Linked DNA regions of Homo sapiens: region 2 is linked to region 1. Evidence: chromatin contacts called from ENCODE Hi-C data. All regions are on one chromosome and are shown on one strand. The core of a region is the stretch at or near the end of the contact, and the rest is flanking DNA. Distances in the headings are between cores, read along the strand shown. Region 1 has its middle 99 kb from the start of LINC02659. Region 2 overlaps RASSF4 (Ras association domain family member 4).

Region 1 (5,660 bases), core at 1,776-4,275:
CTGTACCATTGCAGGGGGCACAGTAGCACTGGAGGGGCCCACCCCTCTAGATGAGTATTAGTTCCAGGAGACAGGCTTTAAGTTTAGCCACATCTTCACCCTAACAGACAGCAATCCCTTGATGCTGCAAACCCATGCAAGGGTCCTCTCTGAACAGGATTTCCTTATTGGTTAATTCTATAGGAAAGTATTTTCCCCCTAAAAACTTAAAGAAAATAATTTCAAATTGGCTGCAGTATGGAGAGAAATCTAGGTGTAATCAAGCCTAGGGCTCATCAGATGAAGAGCAATGGAAGATGCAGAGATACAGAAAGGCAGGATGGGGTGTGGTGGCCCGAGAGCCTGGACCGGAACCACAGGCTCAGCCCAGCCCTTTCCCATCCTATGTCTTTATGCAAGCTATTTATCCTCACTGTGCCTCAGTTTCTTCATCCAGGAAATGGGATATTAAAAGTACCTCTTCACATGGCTGTGAAAAGCAAATGGATTAGCACACATATGAGCTAGAACAGACAGCGTGGCATGTAGTGACACTGCACGGGGTGCTTATTCTTATCAGGTTCTACAAAGCTCTGCTTCCCAGGTGTGCTTTGCCACTGCTGACCTTTAGAGGGAAATTGACTGCAGAAAAGATGCCAATCATTAATTTCTGTGATCTCCTGCCCCCAAGCTTGCAGATCAGAGCTCAGAAAGGATTTACATGCTCACCCTGAACTCAGAACATTTTTGGCAGAACTTTTCCATCCCAAGGAATTGCCAATTAATTATATCGAGCATGCCTTGCTCTGAGCTAGAAATGTCATAACAAAGATTTTCCTTCAAGAGATGGATCAGGGGGCCTGTTTGCCCTGAAAACACCAGGGAAGCTGATAAGACATTCAATGGATGTGCTGCCCTGCAGAGGAGAAGCAGAGGAGGAAAGGGGAGGAGAAACAGCAGCAAAGGGAGGAAGAATAAACAATTTTGAAAGGCACTTCAGATTCATTTTATCATCACGCAGGTCAGAAACTGTTTTTCAGGGCACATTAGCACCACCTCGCTCTCTGCACTCTCTCGCCCGGTCCTCCATGGCTGTGGCCAAGCAGAGGCTGGGCACCATGTCATACCTTGCTCTGTTCTGTCTTCACCCACATCTGATAGATCATCAAGCACTGCTGGTTCTGTCTAACCCCGCGTGGGTTCAGGATTTCATTACCAACACATGGCTCACTTAAGGAAATCTGTCTGGCAGGAAAAGTGAGGACAGCTTTGGGTTTCATCCTAAGAGAGAAGTCAAGATGAGAGGGAAAAGCATCCACCAATGAAAAATATCTAAAATTCAGGCCAACTGCAAGGAGGCATCTTTCACCCCATCCTGGGCAAGTGTGCTCTGCACTCTGCCCTGTACCCCACATGGAGATCTGACTTTTCTCATCTCTGCATCCCCGTTTGATTGCTGCCAATCAAATGCCCCTGAGCCCACACACGCCCTGCTATCCAAAGGCGTCTTCTCACAGACCCTCTCTGTGAGTCATCTGGCTCACCCTGGCCCAATGTTGACATCCCTGTGTGTGTCTCATTTTCAAAATCCAGAAGAAAGACACTGCAACTGGTCAATATGGTGCCATATGGAGCTACCCAGCTGGGCAGGGCTTTCCCAACAGGCCACTGACAGAATACCTAAAGTCAGCTGCTTTCCAGCAGGCTCAGACCCACAGTCCTGTCATTTATAGCAATATCATGTAAAAATATATATATATTTTTTGACCTTCGGTGGTCAACGCACTCATTTATACTTCTAGCTGTGTGTACATTGGGCATCAGCGGGTATGGGCATGCAGGTAATCACTCATTAGAGGGGCAAGAGGAAGGTAAAGAACAACCAGCTCCTGAACACATTAAAGCTCTGTTGGGGTCATGTTGTATTTCATGAATCCAGACCCATGGCAAAGAAGAGTTTGCCATAGCCAGTTACAAATTGTTTCTTTTACAATGTTCATTCTTATCAGCAGTTCATGGGAGGAGTGTCTCTACCGCAACCCACCAGGGCAACCCCACACGTGAAGTCAGCATTTAAACATTGGCCAGGGATGCACCAGACCACCCAGGCTCCCACAAGCTCCCAGCCCGGTGCCCACGCTGGCCAGGCCTGTGCTGGCTGGAGCTCTGGGACCTGGATTGGGGCCGCCAAGATGCTTTGAGAGGTCTGACATTACCACTTATTTAACCATGCTGTTGAGGGTACAGGGCCAGAGTGTGGTCTCCATGGCAACTGATTGCAGCATTGCACATATCTGGAGGGAGAAGCACATTTTTAGATGGATGATAGAGGAGGTGGTCTGAGAAAAATGTCCAGATTGTTTAACTCTTTTGTGGCATTGGGAAACTTATTTAAACTTTGACTTCTTTTCCACAAAAAGGAACTATAGATGTGTACATGGATTTCAGTGGAGATTGGTAAGAGCAGTCTAGAATAGTATTTACCCTCTAGAATAGAGGAGGATAATTTGGCAAGGGGTGGCTTCAGTTTCTGAAATTGGCTCCAGTTTTAGAAATGACAGAAAGCAAATGACATCATCCCGGTGGCCTGACAAATACCTTCAACTTATTCCATTATTCTACTTAGCTCTTTAATCTTAAACAAAAGATGGCTAAAACTGTGACTTTCATAGAGTTCCTCCATGGTAATACTACATATGGGTCACTCCATTTCCTTCCTGGGCTAGTAAATACCTCTGCTTTTATGGTGAGGACTTCTGCCAGCTGTAATGAGCTCCCCTGCGTTCCCCAGGGCTGAGAGCAACTGTGTTGGCCCCTAGTGACTCAGCTTCCTGTGCACCTGGTTTCAGGTCTGAGCCCTCAGGGAGCTGACCTGGGGGAAATGGCTCCTCCTTCATGAGATCAGCATGGCTCCTCATGCCATGAGGGGCAGGCACCAAGGCCTGCCCAAGTCTCCTCTGAGCTCACAGAGGGCAGCCCCTGACTGGCTAAGCCAGCCTTATGCCCCATCATGATCATCTGGGCACAGAGCCTGGCCTTCTATGACAGGGACAGAGGGCTGCTGCCAAGAGCTCAGTCCTGGGCTGCTGTCTCTCTGCAAATGGGGAGGAAAGATGTCCTCTTCCAGCCCGTGGAAGCTGGGAAACCTAGCAGATATTCGAATGAGTTCCTAGGACCTAGAGAGCTGATAATCAGGGCTCACAGCTGCTGAACTGAGCTCCCAAGTAGAGCCTCAGCCCAGGTTGGTCCAAGAGTAAAAACAAAGCAGTCCAGAAGACCTAACTAACAGGGAGCTTAAGGGAGCAAGCTAAACTCTACAACACCCTAGGAATTAATACCCAAAATATACATCATGTTAAGAAATAGCTAAAAGCAGTCATGTAGAATTTAAATCTTATCTCACACCTCTTGGAGTAAAATCAAGGTCAGATTTTACTCTGACTTTACTCTTAGATTTTACTCTTCCTCTGTCTTACAGCAGCGAGAGAACTCTGAATGCGCTTGATAGATACAGATGGATATGATTGGTCAGGAATTTGGCAGAATGTCCGTAAGATCAATTGCATGTAGTGCATTGAAAATGCTATGTTCTGGGGTGGAACTGCCTTATTTCAGAATATATGATGCTTGAGGGCTTACAATTATCTGAAAGAAAAAACCCCAGAAATAAGATGTCAACAACTTCATTTTTGTAACCCATATTGATGACTGTGAAAAACTCTTTGGCATCAATAAAACTTGAGTGATTGCCTTTTCCAATTGTCCAAAATGAGAAGCAGACCCAAGCAGGCACATTTCTGCCAAGGGAGATTTCTCTTAATTATCCCTGAACCTCACTGGCTGCAGGGCTTGGTAAACAGCCGCAGCCTCTGCTCTCTGTAACATGACCTCCTGTATAGCACACGCTCATGTGCACAGGCATCTGCACATACATGCACAAAATGCACACCTAAGAAGAGAAACCAGCAGGACCAAACTGGCTTGGAAAGATGACGACGGGACTTGCTAGGTAAGAGTGTGGGCAGAGCACAGGATAGATGACAAATCTTTGCCAAAAGTTTTATAACATGGGACCCAGTTCGCTAAGAGGTCCTCAGCCTCCGTGTTTAGATAAATGAGGGTTTAAATTACTCAAAAGTGACTTGCCTTCTAAAACCACACAGAATTCTTTTTTTTTTTTTTTTGCAATAAAACCTCAAGACTCCCAAATCTCAAAGAAGCAAAAAAGCCATGTCCCTGAGGACTAAAATAGAAAGAGAAGGAAGCGGCAGCCAAGAACATTATTTCCAGCTCACATAGGACCACCCCTCTGTTTGCATACCCGTTATGACTTGGAAAGGAGGTTAAGGGTCCAGTTTAACCCACCAACATTAATATTTTGAGGCCAAGTGGCATCTTCCTGGAGTGGGGGCCGAACAGGCCCGTGGAGAGCGTGCGTTCTTTCTGAACCACGACAAGGCTGCAGTGCCTTCAGTGCTTAAATCCAAGGAGCCAAAGATAATTTCCAAAAGACTGTGCTTTCTAAGGGCAGAAGGTGAAGGGAACAAACAATGCTCCATCTCCCTGAGGACTGGGAAGATTATTAGGTTACCATTTCAAGACAGGAACATTCAGACATGATGTAGTATTTGGACTCAAGAGTGGAAGGCTGAACCCAAAGCAAATCAGTTAAGCTTGAATGTTGGGGAAGTGATTTCTCTTCTCCCAACTTGACTATTTTCTCCCTGTGTTGATTCATTGCATCTACAAACCTTAACACTTTTACCACGTGACTGCTATTTTTCTCTCTATCTTCCCAAGTCCCCTCATTAGAAACCACTGTTGGCCAAACAAGCTAATGAGCGGGACTGTCCTGGCCAAGCCACAGGAGAGACAATTACAGACTTTGACTGCAGGCCGCACACTCACTGGTTCTCATTCTAACCTCCATTCTCTTCCTTCTTTATCCTCCCTCTGTTGGGGTGAACATTTGGCATCAAATGAACCTAGGTACGGTTCTGTGCGCTCACTAGTGCTGACAGTGTAGGCAAGAAACAACTTTCTGAGCCTGTTTTCTCAGATGGGAGATACAACCCACCAGGGTGAGAATTAAATGAGGTGGTTAATAAGGGTAATGCCGTTAACCCACCAGCCCTGAGCTCTATTACACCAGCCCTTTAAAAGCAGAGAGCTTGCCCTGGCTTCCCTGTGGCGTGGGTGGGTACAGAACTCCCAGGGGCTTGTTTCACCAAATTTCCCCACAAAGCCCTGCATAAAACGCCATTGTAGGGCCCAGCTCTGTCTGAGAGAGCCTGTCAGGACAGTTCAACAGCCTTGTTTCCAAATAAGTAGAAATATGAAACAGGCTGGTAAACTTTTGTTTAAAATCTGACCTCTTTTTTAAGATGACCATTGTTTTCCTAAATTCACTTTCCTTCCTTTGCTTCCTGTCCATAAAGAAAGTTCACACTCACAGGCTCGAAACACCTCACAGCATGGAATGCACATGATGTCACCCAGGAGGACCTCTACAGGGGAATTCCAAGTCAGAGCCATGCCACCGTGAGAAGTCACCACGAGTCTTGGGCCACGTGGGTCATGTTCAGATGCTCTGGGCTGACCTGTGAGCCCGAGAGAGAGAGAGAGAGAGAGAGAGAGAAAAGAGGCCACAGAAGGCTCTGTCGCTGATGGGCTTTCCAGAT
Region 2 (5,660 bases), core at 1,193-3,692, 960 kb before region 1:
GGACTGGCCCCTCTGCTGGCCTCTGGGGTCCACATAGACAGATGGACAGCAGCAAGCCCATGGGGGCCCCCAGAGGGAGGCTCTGTGAAGCCAGGATGCCTGGGCATTCCCTGGCAAGACCACCGCAGGATGGGCAGCAGAGCTCTGACCTAAGAAGCTGGACTTTTGGGCAGTCTGCCCAAGCCATGGCCTCCCGCCACCGCCCCCGCCCCAGCAGTGTCCTCAGAACACTCTACTCGCACCTCCCGGTGATCCATGAACTCTGACCCCTCCCCAGTAAAGGCTTCTGTAGAGAGCATGCTGGGTCTGCATCTCCTCTCGTCTCCTCCATGGTGGTCACTGCCCCTGGCAGGTCTCTGAAAGGGAAATGCTTTTCTGCAGAGGCCCCTGCTTGGGCAGTTCACAGTGAGACCGACCCCCTCTGAATATGATAACAGCCTGTTTCACATGAGGAGATGTTACCAATCCCGTTCGCTCTGACCCTTGCTGGCTGATCACCTTGAGCAACTTACTTAACATCTGTGTTCCTCAGTTTCTCATGGGTAATATAGGGATAATTACTGGCACCTGCCTCCCAGGCCATTCTGACGTGTAACCGCATATAGGAGCCCACTGGCTGAGTAGCTACCATCATCGCTGGTGGGGAAACTGGTGGTAGGGGTGTGAGGGTAGTGGGGGTGTCAGCCCCCCAGGTGTTTCAGAACAAGGCCTCGGGCACTCCCAAGTCTGCCTCTTGGCTCCCACCCTCAAAGCCCATGTTCTGTGAGGCCCAAGAGAACACATGGAGTCTTAGCAAATGCACTAATGTATTCCGGGGGACTGTCACCTGGCACCACTGGGGCACTCTGCTGGCTACAACTCATACGTCCTGTGGTGGCATTGGGAGAGTTCCCCCATGATGAGGGCCAAGATAGAATCTGTACCACTCAGTGCTACCATCCCCACCCCTACACCACTTCCACACAGGGGCCTCATGGCATGGTCAGGGTCCCAGCTGTGGGTGAGAGCAGGGCACTGTCCAGCTGTCCACTGGGGAAGTCAAGATGTCCTAAGGCCCAGGTCAGGGCATCTGGAGTCTGAAGGACCCTAGTTCCTAGAGGCATCTGGCAGCAAGAAGGTGAGGCATCAGGGAACGGGAATCAGGCTGGGACTGATCAGAGGTGAAGGGACAGAGAGAGGAGAGGAGGAAGATTGAGCTGGGGGCAACAGCCAAGCTCACCTGGGCAGGTCTCTGCCACCTCCTTGCTCTGTGAGCTGTCAGTCTAGGTTATTCTCTTTTTTTGTGGCTATTTTTAATTGCTTTGGATTTGTTAAATGTTTTCTGTCTTCTGTTAAGTGTGTTTTCTCTGGAGATAGAATGTAAACCATATTAAAAGGAAAAAGTTTCAGACAAGCAATTACCCAGTTTCCTTATCTATAAAATGGGGACATCAGCAATGTTCTTCACACCCTGCAAGGGCTGGGAATCTGCGCATGTGAACTTGGAGCTGCATTTATGAGCACTGTAGACAAATGTTTGTATCTGTCACAGCCCACTGTGTCTCTGTGGTGGTCTCAAACCTGCAGGTCCCTGACTTTGGGCAAACGTGTGGGGCAGCCTTTAGCCGGGGCAGCCTTTAGCCAATCATCATCCTCGGGAGAGATCCAGAGGGCCCACCCACCAAGGCAGAGGGGTTGAGGTCCGGGCTTGCTGGGCCCAGCCTCACTACAGCCCCTTCTGCAAAGCATCATGAAACGGGGTCAGAGGGAGAGTCCGGCAACTAGGATGAGGTCAGCAGACTCCCCTATGCTCAGAAGCCACCTCGCTGCATCTGGGGAGGTCTGGCAGTTTGAGGAGACCATCCCCGGGCTTCCTCACTAATACCCAGCTGTGTGAAAGAGGTCAATGGCACCTTTGGAAGGCGCTCCCTCCCAGTAGAATACAGGTTTGTGGTTGGGGCTTCTGGCAGTGTCCCAAGCTCCTGCAGAGAGGCCCAGGGGAATTCCTTTCCCTTCAAGCTAAGCCTCCTGGTGGGGCCCTTGTAGAGCAGTTACATTCTCCTTCCTTCTTGCCACTGGGGTGGGGGTGGGGAGAGTGGAAAGGGAGGTAGAGAGGGGAGTGGAGGTGGGGGTGGGAATGGAGAGGGGAGTGGGGCTGGGGGTGGAGAGGGGACTGGAGAAGGGAATGGAGAGGGAAGTGGGGGTGGGGGTGGGAGGTGGAGAGGGGAGTGGGGGTGGGGGTGGAAGGTGGGGATGGGAGGCGAAGAAGGGAGTGAGTGGGACACAAGGCACTGCCCAGAGCGGGCAGGCTGGGAAGCGCTTTGCGGCTCCCAGAAAACAGATGTTCGTGGGGCTGGCCAGTCACTCCAGGGGCCAGTGGTCTGCCAGGCCTTCGGAGAGGGGACGGGGCAACTCTCTCAAGGCGGGATGCTGGTTTTCCGCACCCCTGGGAGAGACGGAGCCCCCGGACCAGGGGAAGCCCCTTCCGTTTCTCTCATTGCTGAGGGGTCCCTGGGCCGAGGAGCGGGACTGGATGTGGAGCGCGCCCGCGGTCACCAGGGGGCGCCCCGGAGCCTCGGCGCCGCGCCCCAGGCGGGCGGGGCCGGCACACAGTCCCCAGAAAAGGTCCTGCCGCCTGGGGCTCACTTGCTTGTCCAGAGCCATGGGTTTACACAAGGACATTTCCGGGCGGTCCTTTTTTCTTTTGAGATACCAGCCAGCCTGGCTAAAGCCCTTTGCCATCTTCAAAAGGCACAGATTGTTCCCCGTTGCTCAGGCTTTTTGTTGTAATACAAGCAAAATTATCCCAAAGGCGAGGTTCATGATACAGGAAGTCGGCGCCTCAGCCTCCAGAGATGGCGTCCCTCCTCTAGCCCCTCGGAAGCGGGGAGAAGGCTCACAAGGAGCCGCTGGTCCCAGGGCGTGACGCTGGCCCCAGAGCGTGGCCCTGCCCACCTTCGGAGAAGTGGGATGAGACAGTGGAGGAGAAGGCACCCCAAACCGTACTGCTAAGGCTGCCGGTGCTGCGGGTGAGGGGCAGTGACAACACGGGGGGGTCTCTTTCAGGCGGCTCTGGGAGCGCGCCCCGGGTGGTGAGCCCTTCGCCAGCCTGAGAGCCCCTTAGCTTGGGGCTCAAGGGCAACAAACAGCACCCTGTGTCCCTGAGACCTGTTCACTGATACTGGGTGGAGACCTCCAAAGCCTAATGGAAACGGTATTGCTGTTTTGTAAGTGGCTGTGAGCTTGGGGCCATGGCCAGCACCTTTCATTTACTGCAATGTGACCTTGGACTAGAGACTTAAACTCTGGGAGCCTCCATCTCTTTGCCTGGAAAATAATCATTCCTATATCACCTTATATTAAACAAAGGAGAGGCAAAGTGCCTGGTGCATTGGAGGTTCTCTGGGGAAGTGTCTGTTCCTCTTGTCTGCCCAGCCCTTGGGGCCTGTGGTGCCTGAGGAGAGACTGGCCTGGGATGGCCCTGCCCCTGCAGCAAGTGCCCAGTGGCCCAGGAGGTCGTGGTGGGTGCATCACAGGGTGGCAGTGAGACCTGGAGGGGCTTGGTGCCCCAGGGACCAGTTGTGCCTATCAGTGTCACAGCCTAAAGCCTCGTCTTATGTGGTAATTGCGACCCAGCAAAAACACACACTTCTTCAGGCCGGTACCGGTACCCTGGGCTGTTAAGGCTACAGAATTTTCCTGAAAGGTACTTTCTGACTCCATGGAGACCGGGTCAAACCCTTACACTTTCTTCAGCGTTAGGGACAGGAAAATCCCCCTAGTGGGTTAACTTTCTATCATTAAGGGCTGTCAAGAACACCTCTTCCCAGCCCGAGAGTCCCCTACTTCTCTATGTGGGCTGTCCCGCAGCATACACCAACACACACAAACCACAAACGCAGGGTGGAGGCTCTTGGGGCTTCCCGCTCCCGCGCCCCTGCCCCCGACAACTGTTCCTACAGAGGGGATTATCTTGGGGAATCCCGAGTGCCAAAACTAAGCTCTTACTAGTGGTTTTCAAACTTGACCTTCCACCAGAATGCCCTGGAGGGCTCCTTAAAACTTGGACGGGAAGACTAAGTGTTTTCGGTTCAGCAGGCTGGGAGAGGGGCGTGGTAGGAATTTGCATATCTAACCAGTTCCCAGGGCAGCTGGTGCTTGGACCACCTGTGGAAAGCCACCTGGGATTTAGATCAATCCCTGAACAGCCAGAGCTGAAGAACAGCAGTGACCACACCCCAGGCCTCCACCAGAAGATATGAAGTGGCGTGTGTTAACAGCACAGGTGGAAATCCCTGTGGTGCCATCACCCTCTCCCCAATGCCTCCCTCTACCCAGCACACTGGAGCTCAGGACCGAGGACTCACCCCAACTCTCTCCAGGCCTACACCTGCTGCTTAAGTCACCCACCAACTCTGCACAGGGACCCACAGGGTGCCCGGCCTGGGGAGTGCAGGATGGGGGCAGGCAGGGTGAGACAGGTGTCACAGAAGTGAGCATGAGGAGGTGGGATGGCAGGAGAGGGAGGGGAGCAAGCTGTGGGGCCTCGCAGCCTGGGCAGGTCAAGGAGGCAGAGTGTGAGGTTTGTACCATGCCTGGTGGTCACAGGCAGCCCAGCACAGCTTGGACCAGGAGCCAGAAGCTCCTGAAGGGTGTGATGTCTGGCCTGGCCAGCCGAGGGGACGCCTCAGGGGCTGGCTGAGGCCGTCTGGCAGCAGGTTCCAGCCGGCCCTCTGATCTGCCACTGTCTGGCAATCCCCAGCTGCCCAGAGTTGCCTGGATGCCTGGGCTAGCTCTGGCCTGGGAGCTATAGAAGGGTGTCTGAGTTACTGAAGAGGGAGGACTAGGACTAGTGAGCCAAGACTAGTGAGGAGAGAAAGTCCGGGAGCCAACCCAATCTCAACTGCAGAACCCCCCAAAAAACAGCCTCACCACGATAAGACTTGCCATTAGGCGGTACAAATATGTTGAATTAGACCAAGATAGGGCCACAAAGCCCAACCAAGATTCCCGCATGAAACATCAGAGGATGTGAATGACCGCAAGACTAGGGCTCCACTTGCCCTGCCCAGTGGGTGGTCCCCCAAGCCTAGGCCCTGCAGAGTCCAGCCAGTGCCCAAGGGCTGTGTTTGGCATCAGACATGTATTTAGCCCACATGATGTTTCAAGATTTGGGAAATTCCTCATGAAATTCCAGATAATCTATCCTCTTCTGAAAAATCAGAAAGGGTCTGGCTGCACCAGGCCCACGGTCCTGCACAGTAGGGATGGTTTGATCTGATGGGCGGCTGACTCCTTGAGTGGAGACCCACTCCCCACACCTGCGCTGCCTGCTGTGAGCATCTGAGCCTATAAGCCCCTGTGTAGCCCCACACCCCACTTTACAAATGAGAGTACTGGGGACCAGGGGCCACAGGTGAGACCCTGCAGATATGTGGCGGGACCAGCAGGGAACAGAGAGGGACTGACTCCTCTTGTCCGCTGAATGGTGTGATGGGCTGAGGACGGACCTGTTCTCGGCAGCAGTTCACATGGACAAAGGTCTCGGGGGAAGGGGAAAGGGGGAAGACCCCCAAGGTGATTTCTGCCACTGGGAACTCTGGAAGGGATGCACTGACCCTCTGCAAGGGAGATGACCTGGCTGCTGGTAACCTGGTCCCTGGCTCAGGGTCAGAGGTGAG

Evidence for each region. A loop is a pair of places that touch in the nucleus more often than their neighbours do. Pooled maps may share reads with other maps.
Region 2: a loop to region 1 is called in a pooled map, with 3 times the contacts of the local background. The contact joins two enhancer-like sites. A Hi-C loop is called at or near these places in 3 of 37 single-sample maps with no recorded cell type and 2 of 50 pooled maps.

What each region holds. Positions count from the first base shown.
Region 1 is chr10:44,008,309-44,013,968 of GRCh38, reverse strand. No RefSeq gene overlaps it. Among named protein-coding and RNA genes, the nearest start is that of LINC02659, 99 kb to the right of the region's middle. RefSeq lists enhancers at 3,073-3,152, 5,283-5,602. Within about 2 kb of position 3,025, at least 5 of the 41 ENCODE cell types and tissues checked have a DNase peak (open chromatin) inside an H3K27ac peak, as active enhancers do.
Region 2 is chr10:44,971,998-44,977,657 of GRCh38, reverse strand. The region is part of intron 3 of RASSF4 (Ras association domain family member 4); the gene reads right to left. DEPP1 (DEPP autophagy regulator 1) reads left to right here. Exons shown (of 2, transcript NM_007021.4): 2 at 1-1,530. The coding sequence ends at 266. Among named protein-coding and RNA genes, the nearest start is that of DEPP1, 4.0 kb to the left of the region's middle. RefSeq lists enhancers at 1,469-2,172, 2,710-2,859, 3,809-4,470, 4,471-5,133 and a silencer at 2,430-2,649. Within about 2 kb of position 2,442, at least 31 of the 41 ENCODE cell types and tissues checked have a DNase peak (open chromatin) inside an H3K27ac peak, as active enhancers do.